2 separate regions of the Homo sapiens genome follow, and region 1 is linked to region 2. Evidence: chromatin contacts called from ENCODE Hi-C or POLR2A ChIA-PET data. All regions are on one chromosome and are shown on one strand. Each heading gives the region's core, a stretch centred on a gene start or an enhancer-like site at or near the end of the contact. The rest is flanking DNA. Distances are from core to core; before and after follow the strand shown. Region 1 overlaps DST (dystonin). Region 2 has its middle 120 kb from the start of COL21A1.

Region 1 (6,795 bases), core at 2,253-4,752, 300 kb after region 2:
AGGAGAATCACTTGAACCTGGGAGGCAGAGGTTGCAGTGAGCTGAGATCATGCCATTGCACTCTAGCCGGGGCAACAAGAACAAAATTCCGTCTCAAAAAATTAATTAATTAATTAAATAAAATAAAAATAGGGGCTCCTGAGTGTGTGTATGTGGAGGATTCATTACAGTTTTTAGACATTGAAATTTCCAAAATAAAAAGGGAGAAAGAAAAGGGGAGAGAAAAGAGAAGTGAAAGGAAGGAAGAAAGAGGAAAGAGAGGAAGAGAACGGGATGTCAAATCAAACAGAGCTGGTTTTGAGTCTTAATTCTCTAACTTATTAGCAGTATAAACTTGGTAAACCTAAGGTTCCTTATCTGTAAAAGCTGGATAATAACAATTCCTGCTTTATGAGATTGTCAGGAGATTTGAATGAGAGAACACGAGTATAGCATTTAAGAGAACGAGAAAGTAATCAAACCATTAACTATCCTATATAATTATTTTTATTGTAATCAAATAAATTGGTTAGTTTAATGACTTTATAGTTTATATATAGTTTATAATTTAATGATGTCATAGCTTTAGAAATATAGCAAGTTATTCAACAACCTGACATAATATTTGTAAAACCAAAAAAAAAAAAAAAAAAACTGAGGTAAAGAAATATATAGTTTTCAGCCTGTAATCCTAGCACTTTGGGAGGCCAAGGTGAGGGGATCACCTGAGGTCAGGAGTTCAAGACCAGCCTGGCCAAAATGGTGAAACCCCATCTCTACTAAAAATACAAAAATTAGCCGGGTGTGGTGGCATATGCCTGTAGTCCCAGCTTCTCAGGAGGCTGAGGCAGGAGAATCGCTTGAACCTGGGAGGTGGAGGCTGCAGTGAGCTGAGATCATGCCACTGCACTCTAGCCTGGGTGATAGTGCAAGACTTCATCTCAAAAAAAAAAAAAAAGAAAAAGTAGTATATAATTTTCAATAAATACTTTCCGGGGATTTAGCTTCTTATAAGGCAATAAGAACATGAACTCAAGAGCCAGATTGCCTAGGTTTGAGTTCCAAGTCTGCCACTCGCTGGCTGTATGACTGCAAGCCAAGTATTTACTGGGTCTCAGTTTCTGTCTGTTTACTGGGATGACAATAGGGATGTTGTGAGGAGAAAATGAATTAATATATGTAAACTGCTTAGAACAGTGTCTGGCACTTAGTAAGTGCTATGTAAGTATTAGCGTGGATTTAGCTGTTAATAATGCTCACCAGGAAACTATTTACCACCCCAAAACTGGCAATTGTTAAGCCCACTCACTAGAGTAATTAGACTAGGAGATATGAACTGGAAACTTGTGGGCTACAAGTCCAAACTAAACTCTAACCTTCAAACTCAGCAGTTCTTTAGAGGCAAAATCAAAGTCTGCTATCTGCGAAGTTACTGACAACATCCGAAGACATATTACAGCTGTGTGTGCGAGCGCCCGTGCGTGTGTGTGTGTGTGTGTGTGTGTGTGTGTGTGTGTGTGTATAAGCTACAATTCAGAATCATGGCCTCTAAGTAGTGGAAATGTGATTTTTAAATTTTTTTTTTTATTTTCTTAAGCCAGAGTCTCACCCTGTGACTCAGGCTGCAGTGCAGTCACATGATCACAGCTCACCGCAGCCTTGGCCTCCGGAGTAGCTGGAAATACAGGTGCTTGCCACCATGCCAAGCTAATTTTTTGTATTTTTTTGTAGAGAGAGGGTTTTACCCTTTTGCCAAGGCTGTTCTCGAACTCCCAGGCTCAAGCAATCTACCCACTTTGGCTTCCCTAAGTCCTGGGATTACAGGCATGGGCCACTGCACCTGGCCAATTTTTTATTTTAATTTTTCTGTATTTTCTAATTTTTTGCCATGCTTTTGCTTCTATAATAATAAAAGATAATTTTAAAATTCAGAGATGAAAGAAATGTGTCTTACAGTTGTATAAGGAAAAAATACACAAATTCCATACCTGTATTTATGAATGATGGCATTAAATAATTTTCCATCTCTCCAGCAGGTAGTGAAATTTTCACACCGAATTCCAGCATAACCCTCTGTTGCCTGCTGCGTCCAGAGTAGCAATCTCTCTTTTGCAGACATATCCTCTGACTCTCCAGTAACATGGATATCAGATATCTAGATATAACAGAAAGTGTTAAACCTTTAGGAAGGAAGGAAGCTAACTCAGATTAAGAACCTACTATGTGCCAAGCACTTTCCAAAATCTAAGATTAGGATAATAACAATTCCCGCTTCATGAGATTGTTAAGAGATTTGAATGAGATAACATGTGTACAGCACTTAAGAGAATGTGCCACATGTAGAAAGTTATCAAACCATTAGCTATTCTATATAATTATTTTTATTTAGCCCTCATACCTCTCCCTTATAAATTTTCCCCATTTTACATATAGGAAATAAATAAATTTTATCCATTTTACATATAGGAAATCTGAGTTTCAAAGAGGTTAACAACAGATTGAAAAAGTCAGATTTAACTCATTTGTGTCCAATTTAAAAGCATTTATTCTCTTTTTACTAAACCAAAACTCTACAGTATTGAAAATTCTACGTTCTTCTTTCCTAATCAGATTTGTTAATACAACTTAAGGAGGTGTTTTCCAAGTTCAAGTAGATCAGAGGTAAAACCTATAAATTACTCTATACTACCACCTGCAGAGCAGAATTTGATCCAACAGGTATTCTGTGTAAAGAACAATGAAAGAAATAGTATTCTCTCCTATATAACAATTTGGCCAGAAGTTCTAATTTTCTCATGAGTCCTTGCTTGGCTTGCTCAACCTGAAACCTTTATCAACTGATTTTTTTCTCCTGTATTTTGTTTTCATGAAGTTTTCTAAAAGTCTCTTCCACTGAATAATGATAAAACAAGTCACAAGTTTCCATGATTTACATTCTCCCAAAAGCATCTCTTTGATAAGGGTCCTACTTAATCTGCTGATAATTATATTAAGGCACAAAGTGACTTTACCAGGGGTCACACAGTAATTCCAAAGCTGAGATTAACACCACCAACAACTGTTCCCTCAATCAGTGCAAGACGCAAAGCCAAGGGATCAACAAGACAGGCTGCACGCCAGAATCAGAATGAGCAAGTCAGAGATGGGAAGCAAGGCATATGAAGAACAAATCATTCTGTCACAGGGAAAATATCACTTGACCAGAGTCATGAGACAGGCTTCTAGACCTGGTTCCTAGTCTCATAGGTTTGAATAATTCATTTCATGTTTGTAAGTCAACTTCCTTATCTATAAAATGAGGAGGAGGCAGAAGCAGATAACGTTTAGGACCCTTTTCAGTCTAAAGTTTTACTAACAGACTATAAACACAACACAGAAGGTCACAATAGGCAGAGTCAAGCAACTGAAAGTAGAGAATTAAAAAAAAACTCCAAAGAAAACCTGTTACATGTGGTAGTGCCAGGCTCAGACAGGAAGCCCTTTATTCCTCCCAGCTGCCACAGAGCCAGAGGCACAGCCAATCCAGGGACCCGGGGCAGGAAGGCTGTGGCAGTGAAAGCCCTTGCCAGGCCTCGCAGCCCCTGACTTCACTTGTTGGAAATGATGGGGGGCCTCACACACTCCTTCTCCAGTGTTCAGCAGAGGCTGCCATGCCCCATGGAGCTTCACTCTCAGCCATAGTCTGAGACACTCTGCTTGACAAATGGTCAGGATTTAAAAGCGGAACAAACTGTCTCAATTTTAATAATCTTTGCCAGGAATCTGTGCCAAACTCCAGAGCATGGAAAAGAACTCTGCACATGAACACATCATATAGTACACATAGAAGAAATTTCTTTTTTTTTTATGTGACAAAAAACAGCATAAAATTTACCAATATTCTTTGGCCCAAGTTCCAATGATATTCTGGTCCAAAATTATGCTACAGTACCTTTCTGGCACATCCCAAGAGTTTAAGTCCCATGTCCACCATTTACATGCTCAAGTTACTTAACTGCTTTAAGCCCATTCCCTTACTTGTAAAATGATGATGATAATTATACCATGTTGTGAGAATTCAACAACATTAGCACAGTGTAATGCCTGGCCCATAGTCCGCAAATGCATAATACAGATGAGCTATGTTATTGTTGTAGTTATTGTTATTCTTTCTGAAAAAGGGAGAAGTAAAACCTTGACTTTATTATTTTCTTAACTCTCTTCCCCATAGAGAGGAATAAAAGAATAAGTTTTTTAAATTTGCTGCCTTAAACTAATGAAAATCTACGATCGCAACGGTTCAGAGAAGCTAATCTAGGAAACTGTGAATGAAAAAGTTGAGGCCAGGCACGGTGGCTCACGCTTGTAATCCCAGCACATTGGGAGGCCAAAATGAGAGGATCACTTGAGCCTAGGTGTTCAAGACCAGGCTGGGCAACATAGTGAGACCCTGTCTCTATTAAAAAAAAAATTAGCCTGGCATAATAGCATGTGCCCATATAGTCCCAGCTACTAGCCGAGGCAGATCGCCTGAGTCTAGGAGGTTGAGGCTGTAGTGAGCCATGATCACGCCACTGCGCTCCAGCCTGGACAACAGAGTGAGGCCCTTAAAATCAAAAACAAAACAAAACAAAACAAAACAAAAAAAGAAATAAAAGAAAAGAAAAAGTTGAGCCTCTTGGTCTCTATAACCCTTTAAAAATTATAAAATCAACTGTTTTGGGGAACCCTTACAATTCAAGAGCCACCTAGATAGTATGTATAATGACAGATAGAAATGGTAGATAGCTGGGGTTGTGTGGGACTGTTTTCTGCTAATTCCATGCCAGTCAGTTACAAAAGCATTACCTGTTAACTAGGGAAGTCAGTAAAGTTCAACTACAAGATACCAGCTTAACAGGTTCAAGTGCTACACAGTTTTACCAGAGGAAGGATGTTAAAGGAGTTTAGAGGTCTGAAAATAGCCTAAATGTCAAGAGAAAATAATGTATTCTTGTTAAATAAGTTTCCAATAGATGAATTTCAGATTGTTACAAATACAATTTCAGACTGTTATACATACACACACTATTAAAAAGCGATAATTTTAAAATGCATATTCCAAGGTATATTCATATAATTTTACAATGCATATGCAAATGTTATGAACCAAGCTTTAAAATATCAAAGATTAAGCCAAGTTCCAGACTCCACTAGGCCCACAAGCAGGGCAGGTGAATTCTAACTCCTCCATTTTCAGCTTTTCCTGCTACTTCCAATAAACTGAACATCATCCTCTTATAGCAATTTAAGGTATTTTTTAAAATACTGTTACCATTAGCCACTAGTATATCAGACTTTTCATGATACTATGCAACCAAAATTAAAATAAAAAATAAGTTAAATGCTAAAAATTGTTTAAGTCTTCAGTTGTCATTCATAATCCCTGATCTGAAATCTGTGTGTTCAGCAGAACAGCCTGAATCTTCCACCAATGACAGGTTAATGGTTTCACATTCAGGTCAGATTCTAGAAAGTAATCAAGCTACCTCCCTTCAAAACCCGGAGGCAATGTAGTGATAATCAGAGAGGGTTTCAATTCATGCTGCCTCAGTTTAAATCTTAATTCCAACAGTTAATGAAATGAATGACCCAGACTACTCACATAATCTCCTAAAATCCATTTTCTTTCTTTTTTTTTTTTTAAGACGGAGTCTCACTCTGTCGCTCAGCATGGAGTGCAGTGGCACCATCTCGGCTCACTGCAACCTCCACCTCCCGGGTTCAAGTGATTCTCCTGCCTCAGCCTCCCAAGTAGCTGGGACTACAGGCATGTGCTAACATATCTGGCAATTTCTGTATTTTTAGTGGAGACAGGGTTTCACCATGTTGGCCAGGCTGGTCTTGAACTCCTGACCTCGGGTGATTCACCCGCTTCGGCCTCCCAAACTGCTGGGATTACAGGCGTGAGCCACCGCACCTGGCCTCACTTTCTTCATCTTTAAAACTTACATAATAACAACAACCTATCCAAAACAGAAATCAAGAAAGCAATCCCATTAACAATAGCTTAAAAAAAAGACTTAGTAATAAATTTAACCAAGGAGATAAAAGACCTTTATACTGAAAACACTGATGAAAGAAATTAGTCATGAATAAATGGATAGATATCCCATGTTCATTCATGAATTTGAAGAATTAACACTGTTAAAATGTCCATACTAGCCAAAGCAATCTACAGATTCAATGCAATCCCTATCAAAATTCTCATGACACTTCGCACAGAAATAGAAGAAACAATCCTTCAATTTGAATGGAACCACAAAAGACCCCAAATAGTCAAAGCAATCTTGAGCAAAATGAACAAACCTGGAAGCGTCACACTCCACCTGACTTCAAAATATACTACAAATCTATAGTAATAAAAACAGCATGGTACTGACACGAAAACAGACAGACCAGTGGAACAACAGAGAGCCCAGAAATAAACCATGCATTTATGGTCAATTGATATTTGACAAAGATGCCAATAACACACAATGGAGAAAGAACAGTCTCTTCAATAAATGATGTCTGAAAAACTGGATATCCACATAAAGAAGAATGATATTAGACCCTTATCTCACACCATATACAAAAATCAACTCAAACTGGATTAAAGACTTACACGTAAGACCTAATATTATAAAGCTACTAAAGAAAATGTAAGGAAAAGTTTCTTGACTTTGGACTGGGCAATGATTTTTTGGATATGACTCCAAAAGCACAAGTAAGAAAAGCAAAGACAGAAAAATGAGATTACAGCAAATGAAAAAGCTTCTGCACAGCCAAAGAAACAATAAACAAAGAAACACATTA
Region 2 (6,154 bases), core at 1,445-3,944:
GATAACCAATCCCTCTCAGACCCTGAGAATGGCAGAGCAGCAGAAAGTAGGAACCTAAATGACCAAGCCAATGAATTCATCTTCTCTGGAACATTAACCTCTGAATTCCTTGTTATGTAAGTTAGTAAATATCCTCATTGTTTAAGCTAATTCATCTAGTTTTCTATTACTTGGAACTGAGACAATTTTTTGTTTTTTTGTATTTCTTTGTCACCCAGGCTGGAGTGCAGTGGAGGAATCACAGCTCACTGCAGCCTCGAACTCCTGAGCACAAGAGATCCTCCCGCCTCAGCCTCACGGGTAGCTGGGACTACAGGCATACGCCTCTGTGCCCAGCTATTTTTTAATTTTTTGTAGAGATGGAGTTTCCTTATGTTGCCCAGGTTGGTCTTGAATTCCTGGACTAAAGTGATCTGCCCACCTTGGCCTCCCAAAGTGCTGGAGTAACAGGAATGAGCCACTGCACCTGGAAGAAACAATTCTTAAAGGTATATCATAAACACCCAAAAGCATTTGCGCACAATCATTTCAATTAAACTACTGTGAAAAAAAATTTTAACCTTTTCTAATTTGTGCTAATCTCAGCACTCTAACCAGAAATTATTCAACAAGCTGTCCTTTGACTCAACTAAGCAGGGGGGTATTTGCAGAATATTTGTAATTTTTTATTTCATAAATAATTCTAAACATTAAAATAAGTTATTCTAGGACAACCTAACCATTTTAAATTATTCTCTCATTTGTTGAGCTATAATTTTTATATACTAGACAAATATAAAATTTTAAATCTCTGCACCTATACACATCAAAAGTGTGTTCTTCAGAGATGTGGACAAATCAAAAAGAATTGAAATGACACTTCTTTCATAAGATAATTTTAGGTGGATGATTACACAGCTTCATGCATTGCAGAGGAAAAAATTCAATGTGAAATGGCTTGATTTGTCTACAGTTAGAAGAAAATCTCGGTTAAGAGCACAACAGTGGCTATCCAGGGCAGTGACCACTTTGTTATTTGATTAAAATTCCAGTTGGTCATGGTTGGAACCAGGTTCTTACTCCACAACCTCTTCTCCTCACCCCCCTTAAAATTCACTTACATTCCTTTTGTTTCAGAGTTATCTGCCATTGGCTGCCAGGGAAAGTTTGTTTATATTTCTTGGGAACGAAGCTTCAAGGTCACTTCCTATCATTAATTCTCTGTGAGCAAGTGTCGCTTGGGACATTTCCTGTTCCTATTCTCAGTGGTGCTGAGGAAGAGAAATTTTCAATGGTCTCTAATTTTTAATCTTCTACAGCAGTCTTCAAATATATGCTGGATGCTGGTATACCATTCATTTTATTTAACTGTGACTATTTCAGTAGAAAAATGTCCACATAATTTCTCCATTAAAAATGTAATATGCTCACTGCTGAGACTCTATCTGTAGAATGGGCAGCATGGTATTTTCTGCCATCTTTGGAAACAAGCTAGGTGGAGTACAGATTGCTTAGAAATCAATGCAAATAAATACTAAGTATGAATCCAGAGTATCTACTATTAGCTGAATATCGAGAACCAATTGTTTTGGTCATCTTTCCTAACTATAGCCAAAAGACAAAATTCAATTCAAAACACTTAAGTAAAAGTGTTATTTTAATCATTGGTGGCTTTTTAAAGATGGAAATACTAGTAAAAAGTGGAAGGACTTACCCTAGAAGATAATGAAGGCATACTATAAAGTTATAATAGTTCAAGCAGTCTGATAACAGGGTAAGAATAGCCATAAGTCAATTCAAAACAAAATGAATACTAGATAAACGCAGGACCCATCAAAAACCATCCTACATATCACACAGCAAAAGAAATCTAAGATGTGAGAGGGTGTTATGTAAAATTGTGTCCATGAAAGAATCAAAATATTGATAAAAAAAGTGTCTGATGTTGAGACCCAGAGGCTTTTCTGGACATAAAGGTAGAAAAAAAATAAAGAAAAAAAACTGATGTATGTGACTGCAAAAGAATGTAAATCTTCCCATCTTAAAAGAATCCTGAACAAGATAAGAAAGGAAACAATTGTGAAAACTTTTTTTATAAGATATGATAAAAGGAGTTAATGTGTTCAACAGAGAGAGATCTTTTAAATCAATTAGAATTAATTCAATGTCTCCATCATAGAAATATGGGCAAAGGATGTAAATAGCCAATTCGCCAAAGAAGAATCACATAAATGGCCATAAATACGAAAAAATTGCTCAACCTCAATGATATTCAAACAGAAACTAATTAAAACAGCCACAGTAAATATTTATACAAAACCAATTGATATTCAGAGTGAATGTACAGCTATTAAAGGTAATCACACTCAGCTACTAAAACTTCTTTCATTTGAATTAAAAGCAAGGGAAATGCTCATGATATATTTTAATTGGAAAAGTATCATACAAAACAGTTTATGTTGAATGGTTGTAATTATTCAAAAATATATGCTTACGTGTAAACATAAGCTAGAAAAAGACTTGAGGCCATATAGGCGTTATCTCTAGGTGGTGAGATTTTAGGCTACTTTAAATTTCTTGTTATGCTTTTCTGTATTTGTCTTTTCCTTTATTAATCAAAAAAACAGAAAAGGTCAACGGCCCACATGGAGTCTGATCTCCAGGTCCTCGCCTACATTCACGTTCCCAGCAGTGGCCGCTTGAGGACACTAGGCTCCTGGATTGCCTGATTCAGATCCCGATCTGGAAAAACCTGTCTCTGTTCCCGGCCTTCCTCAGAGTTCAGCTTCCACCGGCATCACGTCCCTCTCTGAGCACACACCGTGAGAATTAATCAGAGCCTCTCTGTAAAATGTGAGATTTGTCAAATATATGAAAAGCTAAGCAATAAAATTTGACACACCAGCTAAATACAGGTGGTGTTAACATGCAGTTTAAAATAACTGCGGTCCCTCTGTGAGGGCACTGCACATGATTAACACAGAACTCTATCCTATAGCTGGTGTTATTCCTGCATTTTTCAAATGCTTTTACTTGGACCTTTTCAAAATAAACCGTACAATTGGGCTTTATGTGCTTATATGGCAAAGCTGCTCCCTATGATACCATCACAAGGCGAAAGCATAAAATCTAGTTAAGAGTTCTTGCCAAAACATGAATCAGTTGTAGCATAATATTCTGAACTCTGGTCTTCTTTTTTTCCATTCTCTAATATTTCTTCACATCACAGCCCAAACAATTGCTCATAATTAAACTGAGTGCAGGAACAGGCCCTGGCAGGAAATGTACTTGGCAAAGATCCAATAGCTCTTCATTGTCCTCCACACAGAACAATTACATCAGTTCCTTCCATTCCCAGAAAAAGAATGGATTTTGCAGAGCAACAGATGAAAATAAAAGGAAGGAGGCAGCTTATTTACATATTTCTAATCAGGTTAATATATAATCTTTTTATGGAAAAAGGAAATGCCTTGAAGAATTGAATGATCATCTTAAAAACCTGCTTTCCCTTCCTCTAGGATCTGCACCACATGCTGACCACAACTTCTGCTCACCAGTTACTCATGTCTGCTGAAAACCCTCCAGGTTCAAAGGGAAATTCAGCCAATAAGTGTGATATATTCCAGAGTCTGGAAGCTTCAAGAGAAGTTAAATGCCATCAAGTTGCTGTTTGAAAAGTTAAAAATGTATCGTCACTCAGTTCTTCAGCATCTGCTATTTATTCAGTAGATTCACTGAAAATCCTAATGCAGAAAGAGGATTTAGGGACTACATTTGTACACTGGGATAGGGTAAGATAAGAGACATCTTATGAGTTGTTTGGCTTCAGCTCATCTAAATGACAAGGAATCACAGCCCAATCTGCTGCATTCTGATGACCAATGCTTTATCAGCTTAAGGGCATGCCAGGAGAGTCAGGTGCCCAGCCCCACCTCAGGGGCAACCAAGGTGAAGAGATATCGGCCTTCAACCCAAGTTCCCCCCATTCACGTGGACCATCCCAGGCCTTTCCTCTTCTGCCTGTTCACCAGCTCCTGGGTAGACTGGAACTTCTCAGGGTTCCCCAGGAAAGGGCAGTTTGAGTAGAGGGGCCCATCCTCATAAATCCAAGAAGTGCCAGAGACATGCAGAATCTGCAGTTCAGCCTCTCATTGACATCAGATGAAAGAACACTATATCCACAGGAGTGTCTGAGCCATTCAGGAGAAGTGGGTACCATTTTGGGTGCCAAGAAGACCTTAGACTTTCCATTCATATGTTATTTGAATTCCTTGACCTTTCATCTATTTCTCCTGGGCTAAACCCCTAAAGGCCTCAGCTCCCTGGGCCATCAGAGAAGTGAAGATGATCGGACAAGCAGAAAGGAGTTTCCAGAATCCACACCCAAGTCCCTGCTCCACAGAGCTGGGCTGAGTCCCCTTGTGACTGGGTTGGACCCAAGAAACAGGGAGGCCAGAGGTGCTTAGCAAAGTGAAGGGGGACAAGGCAACAAGTATTGTGCCCCAGAAAATGAGGGGACAGCTCCAAGATGTTTATTCCCCCAGAGAATAAATCCTTGAGGTGTGTCCTACACCAGAACACTAATTCAACAGGGCCAGAGATATGCCAACTCCTGGAGAGGAAGGAGCCGGCTTCTAATCAAATGTTTACAAATGGATTCCTGTACAAATCCACAAATCTTAGAGACAGTCAAAGCAGACACTTTGACCCTGCAACTGGACATAGAGCATGGATTTCATGCTCTCATTAGCTGAGAACAGTATTCCTTGAAATACAGGAGACAGGAGCAAAATTAGAGAAAATCTGGATAATTTGATCTGAGAAAGCATTTACACAGGACAAGGAGAGACTGGCCAACCTACCAGGCTGGCTGACAGGAATGGTGGTTCTCTTCCTCCTCACTCAGGCTTGTCCATGTGTCAACGCATCAAGAGTATTCAGAAAGTATTGGCAGGGAGAACTCTGTAAAAATGCCCCAATAAAGAAGCAAGAATATGATTTCTACACTAATAATGAACACAGCACCATATAAGGCAGGAATTTCTTGTTTACAAGTGACAGACGCTCAACTCATAAGGGAGTATGTAACTAAAGCCAAAAAGGGAATTTATCAGCTTATGTAAGGCTGGAGTGGGGGGAAAAAAGCTTCAGGAACATCTAGATTCAGAGGCTTCAATAATGTCATCTGGGCTTTGTCTGTCTCTCCATCTCTTGGTTTTTCTCCCTCCTTTATGTTGGCTTAATTCTGCAGTCCAGTTCTCCCATGATAGGGAAGGTGGCTGTTGTAATGGTATTGGTCATTCTTTTGTTCTGTAGCATCTGGAACTCCTCTCTATGTTTAGGGAATTTCCTGCCTCATAACTCTTGGTGAGGCGTGTGCCCTCCCAGTATAAAAACTGAAAATGTCAGATGTTTGATTTCCCATATGCCTTTGCAGCTGGGGATCTGGCATATAACCCAGACTACCCCTAAATTTGGAGCTAGAAAGCAAAATAAAAAAAAAAAAGAAACTTTGAGGTCTTGTCCCTGTTGAACTCACATTTTGGGGGCAACAGCAGCAGCTGCTGCACTAATGTGATGTCCAGCATCCCAGGTTCAGTGTCAGGTCTGTGGGCTGGAGAGCTTAGGGCTCAGCCATGATGGCAATGGTGTCCTCACCGGACCAGGCCTGAGGCATAATTTAGAGCCATATTCCAGTTGGTGAACATAGTACCTGATGCTCTGGCCACCCTAGGGATTCCATCTGCTACTTACTAATAAGCTATTTTAAAAATTAATTTTTTTATTTAAAAATGTTTAGGCCAGGTGCAGTGGCTCATGCCTGTAATCCCAGCACTTTGGGAGGCCAAGACGGGTGGATCACTTGAGGTCAGGAGTTCAAGACCAGCCTGGCCAATATGGTGAAACCCCGCCTCTACTAAAAATACAAAAATTAGCCGGGTGTGGTGGCACATGCCTGTAGTCCCAGCTACTCGGGAGGCTGAGGCAGAAGAATCACTTGAACCCAGGAGGCAGAGGTTTCAGTGAGCTGAGATCGGGCCACTGTATTCCAGCCTGGGTGACAGAGCGAGACTCTGTCTCAAAAAACAAACAAACAAAAAAGTTTAACTGACATATAAAATTGTACCTATTTATCTTGTATAACATGTTTTGAAATATGTATACATAGTGGAAT

The links. A loop is a pair of places that touch in the nucleus more often than their neighbours do. ChIA-PET counts read pairs that join two places held with the same protein, here RNA polymerase II (POLR2A). Pooled maps may share reads with other maps.
Region 1: a loop to region 2 is called in a map of tibial artery, with 3 times the contacts of the local background. The contact joins two enhancer-like sites. A Hi-C loop is called at or near these places in 1 of 168 maps with a recorded cell type or tissue (tibial artery) and 3 of 50 pooled maps. POLR2A ChIA-PET finds 5 or more read pairs at or near these places in 1 of 52 experiments (activated T-cell).

Annotation. Positions count from the first base shown.
Region 1 is chr6:56,668,674-56,675,468 of GRCh38, forward strand. DST (dystonin) reads right to left here. Exons shown (of 104, transcript NM_001374736.1): 10 at 1,968-2,134. Among named protein-coding and RNA genes, the nearest start is that of DST-AS1, 170 kb to the right of the region's middle. Within about 2 kb of position 3,503, at least 14 of the 41 ENCODE cell types and tissues checked have a DNase peak (open chromatin) inside an H3K27ac peak, as active enhancers do; they include tibial artery, where a contact is called at or near this core.
Region 2 is chr6:56,367,542-56,373,695 of GRCh38, forward strand. It overlaps a transcript of COL21A1 not described here. Among named protein-coding and RNA genes, the nearest start is that of COL21A1, 120 kb to the left of the region's middle. Within about 2 kb of position 2,695, at least 28 of the 41 ENCODE cell types and tissues checked have a DNase peak (open chromatin) inside an H3K27ac peak, as active enhancers do; they include tibial artery, where a contact is called at or near this core.